Regions from separate parts of the Mus musculus genome. Here region 1 is linked to region 2. Evidence: chromatin contacts called from ENCODE Hi-C data. All regions are on one chromosome and are shown on one strand. The core of a region is the stretch at or near the end of the contact, and the rest is flanking DNA. Distances in the headings are between cores, read along the strand shown.

What was found. A loop is a pair of places that touch in the nucleus more often than their neighbours do.
Region 1: a map of heart shows a loop between it and region 2 (12-fold over the local background). The contact joins two enhancer-like sites. A Hi-C loop is called at or near these places in 32 of 37 maps with a recorded cell type or tissue (CH12.LX, CH12F3, ES-E14 and 10 more).

What each region holds. Positions count from the first base shown.
Region 1 is chr6:37,350,385-37,353,331 of GRCm38, forward strand. All of the region lies in intron 8 of Creb3l2 (cAMP responsive element binding protein 3-like 2), which reads right to left. Among named protein-coding and RNA genes, the nearest start is that of Dgki, 52 kb to the left of the region's middle. Within about 2 kb of position 1,492, at least 1 of the 3 ENCODE cell types and tissues checked has a DNase peak (open chromatin) inside an H3K27ac peak, as active enhancers do; it is heart, where a contact is called at or near this core.
Region 2 is chr6:37,096,011-37,099,090 of GRCm38, forward strand. It overlaps Dgki (diacylglycerol kinase, iota), which reads right to left. Exons shown (of 34, transcript NM_001081206.2): 4 at 1,542-1,616; 5 at 238-294. Among named protein-coding and RNA genes, the nearest start is that of Gm52857, 190 kb to the left of the region's middle. Within about 2 kb of position 1,526, at least 1 of the 3 ENCODE cell types and tissues checked has a DNase peak (open chromatin) inside an H3K27ac peak, as active enhancers do; it is heart, where a contact is called at or near this core.

The sequences.
Region 1 (2,947 bases), core at 242-2,741, 250 kb after region 2:
GTTTCTGAAAAAAGAAAAAAGAAAAAGAAAAAGAAAAAAAAAAAAGCAGAACCCTTTCTGCTTTGTCCAGTGCCAAAATACTAGCCCTGACTATACTCACTGTCAGCCACTGCTGGGGAAGGGCCAAAGACCAGCGTCCGGAGGGAGTTATGAAACCGTTTCAGACGAGGATTCAGTAAACATATTCATGGAGAACAAGTCCAGTGTACGTTGTTCAATGAAAAGTTTTTAATTAAGAAATATGCATAATACACACACACACACACACACACACACATATACGGAGTATCCCAGAAAGTAATAATAGATCCAAATCAAAGAATTTTGAGGTTTACATATGTATTCTTTATATGTTGAGTGTGTGTGTGTGTGTGTGTGCGCGCATGTGTGTGTGTGTGTGTGCCAGAGGTGTCATCCTCAGAAGATGTCCGTCTCGCTTTTTTAGACAAGTTCTCACTGGCCTAAGCTCATCAGTTAGGCTAGGCTGACTGGTCAGTGAGCCCAGGGACCCATTTGTCTCTGGCTTCCCACCAGTGGGATTATAGACATACATCACCTCATGGTTCAAGCCCAAGGGCAAAGGGCCTACTATGCAAGCATGAAGAGTATGGAGAGCTGATGCTCCTTTAAAAGACAGGTGTGGCCATATGCTCTAGGTAGCTCAGCACTGGAGTTGGGAGTGATAGGGAATGAGGACAGCCAGTCCTGAACAGCCAGTCTACAGAAATGCCAAGTCTACAGGGTCGACTCCATAGGAAAACAGAGGGAGAACAATAGACAAGACATAGATTTCAATTTGCTGGCCTCCATTCCTTCCCCAGCCACATGCACATACATGCATAAATCCTCCACAACTTTATTAAATATAAATGCCCCGCTAATAACTGAAGAAGAAATGATTGGAGTCTGTAGAGCTGTTTCTAAATTCCTTATGTATTGATCTATCTAGGTAATTACTAGAAACTGATGATAAGCAGAAGATGAGTGTTTACACACCTCCTGAGGAGGATGCGGGGACTCAAAAGGAAGTCATAGGAAACTCAGAACTAGGCAAAGCATTCCACAGTAAACACGGGCCTGTCTAACAGGCACCACAGGAATGCCGGGCTTGGAGGCCAGTGGGATGACTGGCTGGACTCTGTACTAAGAAATACAGACATGGAAGAAAATCTGTATGTTAAAGATAAGAGGGCTTTCAGTGGACGCTTTGCCGAGGGCTTTCAGTGGACGCTTTGCCGATTTCAACTTTTGGATGTGTGGATACCTGACTTAAACCAACAAGCAAAACTAAAAAACAAAAACAAAAACAAAACGTTCCAGTCTGGTTGTGAGGGTGCACACCCGAAATCCCAGCACTTGGGAAGCGAAAACAGGGAGAAAGTTTTAAATGTTCATGATAATCAAGGAATAAATAAAACAAAGCCAAGTGCCACCAGATGGAGAGGGGAGGAGACCTCTTCCCAGGCCAAGTGGCCTGTGAGCCCTCCTCCTCAACAGACTTCTTGGTCCCAGAACAGCCCCGATGAGGCTTTGCTGCACCCGTGTGGCCAACAGGAGGCCTAACAGCAGAGCCGGGACAGACAGGCCCCAGGACACAAACTGAAAGGATAATGCTGACAGGATTCCTACCTGTTCCCCAGCTCAGGGCCAAATCAGTTCATACACAGAGCATCCACTGCAGCAAGGGAAGGGCTAGAGACCAAACGCTAAGGAAGTGGCTGAGATGCAGGATTCAAAGAGCCAAAAGAGCCTTGAAGTCACCTCTGCTGGTCAGAAGGTGGTCGGATGGAGATGGGGACTCAGCAGAAGATGGGGGAGGGGCAGGGAAGAGCAGCAAAACCAGAATCCTGATGGAGGAAGTTCCATCGGGTGGGGGAGGGGTGGTGGGGTAACGTCAGGGAAAGGAGAGGACGAGCTTGTCTGGAGGTCTGAGGACACAGGAGTCAGGCAAAGGGCACCTGAGTGCTCTTCCGGATTACCAAGATGGAACTAAGCTGATGGCCACAGACAACAGTTCAAGTCCTCAGCCTGCTGTTGTAACAAAAACCTACAGAGGTACAGGACTCGGACTTCAAATGTAAAAGCTGCTGTTGAAAGCATGTGAAGAGATCTAATCAGACCGTGTAGCCTTTGACATTTTGTTAGTAGGCATTAATGCTGACCCCGTAATGGCTGATTCGTATTTTCTTAGCTCCAAATGAAGTTTTTAATCTGCATGATGTATTGGACCTATAATTCAGTGGGCCTATACTTTACTAAGGGTGACAGGATTCTTTGACTCTGGGCATTTTCAGAACACAAGTGAGTACCATGTGAGCCCATGAACACACATTCTGGATCAGAGGTGAAGTGTCTTACCACATCCAAACCCCTTGCTCCTGAACCAGAGTTACACCCAATAGGATACTTCTCTACGGAAATTCACGGGATTAAGCTGGTGAGTGTTCCTGGGCAAGTCCCCTGGGTCCTGGGACCTTACTTATCTATGTAACAGGGATAATCTCACACCATCTCCTGAGAATTAGTGAGTTAAGATCTACAGTGTGCCCAAACAGTGACCGACATAGAAAACGTCAAAAGAATTCATCAGTTAAGAGCCACAGCTAATTTTTCAAAATGGGACTGAAATGTAAATCACTAATTTTTTCAAAGCAGGCTTATAAAACCATGCTGCCTTTTTAAACTAATAAGCATGATCGTGACTAGAATTAAATAACGCTACATCCCAGTGCCTCCCTGTCCAGCCCTAAAACTCATTTCCAGGAGAATCAGGCTTAGGGACTTTACTTATTCTGCTCTAAGCCCCTTTTAAACATTTCTTCTCTTCGTTAATCTGTCTGTTGTAATACTGAGGATTGAACCTTGGGCTTTGTGCATGTTAGGCAAGGGTTTCCTGTGACTGAGCCACACTCCCAGGCCAATCCTTTTTAACTTATAATAGCTCTCG
Region 2 (3,080 bases), core at 276-2,775:
CCCACTTTTCCATTTCATGCGTTAAGACTCTGGCTCCCAAACCCACTCCACTGACAGAATAAAGTACAGTATACCGAAGAATCTTGGAGACTCTTTGTCCTTATTGACACATTAAGAAGAAACTGCTGTATAATGAGGGGAGACAGACCTCATTTGTCAATCCTAGGTGAATCCCTGGGAGATTCGGTGAACCTAGGAGAGTTCAAGGTGCTCTCTGAAACAACTCACAAAACTCACTTCTCTTGGCGATCTGGAGCCTCCTTCCCGAAATGTTGGTTTACATCTGAAATTAATCTGCCATTTGAAGAGAAAAGTATGTTAATGTTAGTGACGAGCAACAGGTTGAAGAGAGCTACCTGAGACCAGAAAGCAACCAATAGTGGTAGACATGAAGGCTATAAACCAAGCCCAGGAAGAATAAGGAATCCGTTCTAGCCTGCTCCTACTCTCCCGAAGCATCTCACTAGACGATCCACAGAGGTACAGTGCCATTTCACACCTCCAGTCGGCAGTCCTGCATTCTCATCCATGCAGTCTAACTTCAAACAAACAAACAAAAACGTTCTTAGCCCATGAATCTGGAAAAATGGAGACCAAAGTCACAGGTAAAGTACATGGCAGCTGAAGTCATCCGGGTAAGTTGGGTTTTTTTTTTTTTTTTTTTTGCTTTTTTTTTTAAAGTAGAAAATATAAACCTGAGAAGTCCTAACTGCTGTGATAACCATTCAAACACACGCACAGATATTCCCTGTAAAAGGACTCAGCACTGCCTTGCTCTGTGGATGAGAAGTGTCCTCGTGAGCTCTTTTGCTCCTGTATAAAGTGAAGTAGAGTGCAGACGAGAAAAATCTAGTCCAAGTGTTAGGCATGGCTGTGAGATATAGGTTGACAGCAGCTGGAGGTGCTGGCGAAGCTAAGCAAACATTGTACAAAGCTAAAATAGTCCCACCGTGATTGCCAAGGGCAGCGCACGAATATAGATCCCACTCAGTGTCTCGCCTGGACACGGAGGAGGAATTATAAATGAGAGCAGCAAGCAGCTCTCTCGCAGAGCTCTGCCCTTCCCCCCAGATGGTAAATGAATAGACAGTTCAGAATCCACTTCTGGAGACAAGACACCACCCTTGGGATGCCACTCCTGGCTTAGCCACACATTTCATGCTGCACCAGCAAAAACTGCTGCCCGTGAGGTCTGCAGCAGCATCTGGGAGCTGCTTTCGGCTGGCTTGGCTAACTCTCCCTTCGAGCTCCTTTAGGAATATGTGAACTCACCGAGAGAAACATATGGAAGCTACAATCTTAAAAGGCTTATTGTAAGTGTTGCCAAGCTTTCCCAAAGTTCAATGCAACATAATATCAAATTAAACCCAGGAAAACAAGACCATGGCTGACCTTTATATATTGTCTTTTCATTGTTATTCTGGTAAGTCATCCTGAACTCAACAATTTTTGGTTTTGTTTTTTAAAAAGTTAGACATTGACACCAGATCTTGGTAAGTGACCGAAGCCAACACACTCGCCAGCAGGTGGCGCTCGCTTACCTTCTCTAGTTGCTCAATGCAGGCTGTGTGGACCACGATTTTGCAGACGGCACACTTCCTCCTGAGAGCGGATTTCTACAACATTCAATTCAAAATACAGGAGAGAAGTGTTAGCAAGCTGTTCTGGAGACTTCCCTGGAATGAACGCGAGACTCCTTAAATTAAGCAAAATTGTAAGTGCTTCTGTTACTAAGCAAATTGAAAACCCCTAAACATGTCAAGGTAACTACCCACAGGCACACCAGTGGCCTAGACAGGCTTCTTCGCAATATAACAGCAATACCTGTTACAAAGAGGGCTTATAACATAAACCAAGGTCTTTAGTCTGTTACACCAGTTTTAAGTGCTACGCCTGAACAACGCAAGCACTGTCCTTACGTTTTCAAACTTTTTCACACATTCCAACTTCACTCTTGAGGGACAGAGTCAATATTCTTATGTACAAAACAAGCATTCCACCCATACTCTCGGAGGCTGCATCTCCATGACTGGTTGCTTTAAGCTTCTGTTCTAGGCACAAATCTCGTCGGTGCTATTTGGGTTTCTACCCAAATCTTCAGGAGCGAGATTACAAGTCGGGATTCACACCCAGGAAGCAACAATAACAAACCACTAGCAACAAGGACAGCGTGGGCCACTGGTTAGAATACAGGTCTTGCTCTATGCCCTGACAGGCACATCACAGATGGTCATTCACTTAACCTTTACAGCCTTGTGAAGTAGGGATAGCCCTTATCTATCCCTGCTTCACAGGTAAGAAAACCCACACGCAGCCAGTGACCGGTCCAAGATCGCCCCATTAGGGCACAGCACACCCAATGTGTCTGGCTCCTAAGTGCCATCAAATTTAGCCTTGATTTTGGGCACGCGTTTAAATTCACAGAGAAAAGCTTTCTGGGGTCTATGTTATCTCCAATGATTAAACACTCGAACATGGTGCACGTAGAGAGATGACCGTATGGGCTTCTGATGTCACTCCTGCCAGCATCGCCTAGGGATGTGCAGAGGCCTCTACAAGGACAGGCCTGAGCAAGAGCTGCCTGCCGGGATAATTCTGTTGGATGGTAGTAACTACCACAGCAGCAAATGCAGCATGTAGTGTGTGAGGATCTTAAACTTTCTAAAGACTGTAAACAGTTACTTTCTTCAACAGGCTCTTCTTCAAACCAGTGCTTGCCTCCCTTAGGTGATGAATTGGAACCACATAACAAATCATTTAATGGGTTAGCTGTTATTTTTCATGCTAAGACACAGCTGTTTTGAACCTAGCATCATACACATAAATATACATATATGCATACATATATATATTAATAAACTAAATATTACCAAATAAATATTAAATATTATAATAAATATTACACCAAACCTATTTTGAGCACAAAAACTCATAATAACAGAGATTATCAAAGAGCCCACATGGGAAAGGCTGGGAGTGCTTGTGCATTTGGAAGGTGTCAGTGTAGACTGCTGGCAACCTGTGACTGATGGCTGGCTTCCCTGAGGAAGGACAGTGGAGCCCAGTGGATCACACCTAAC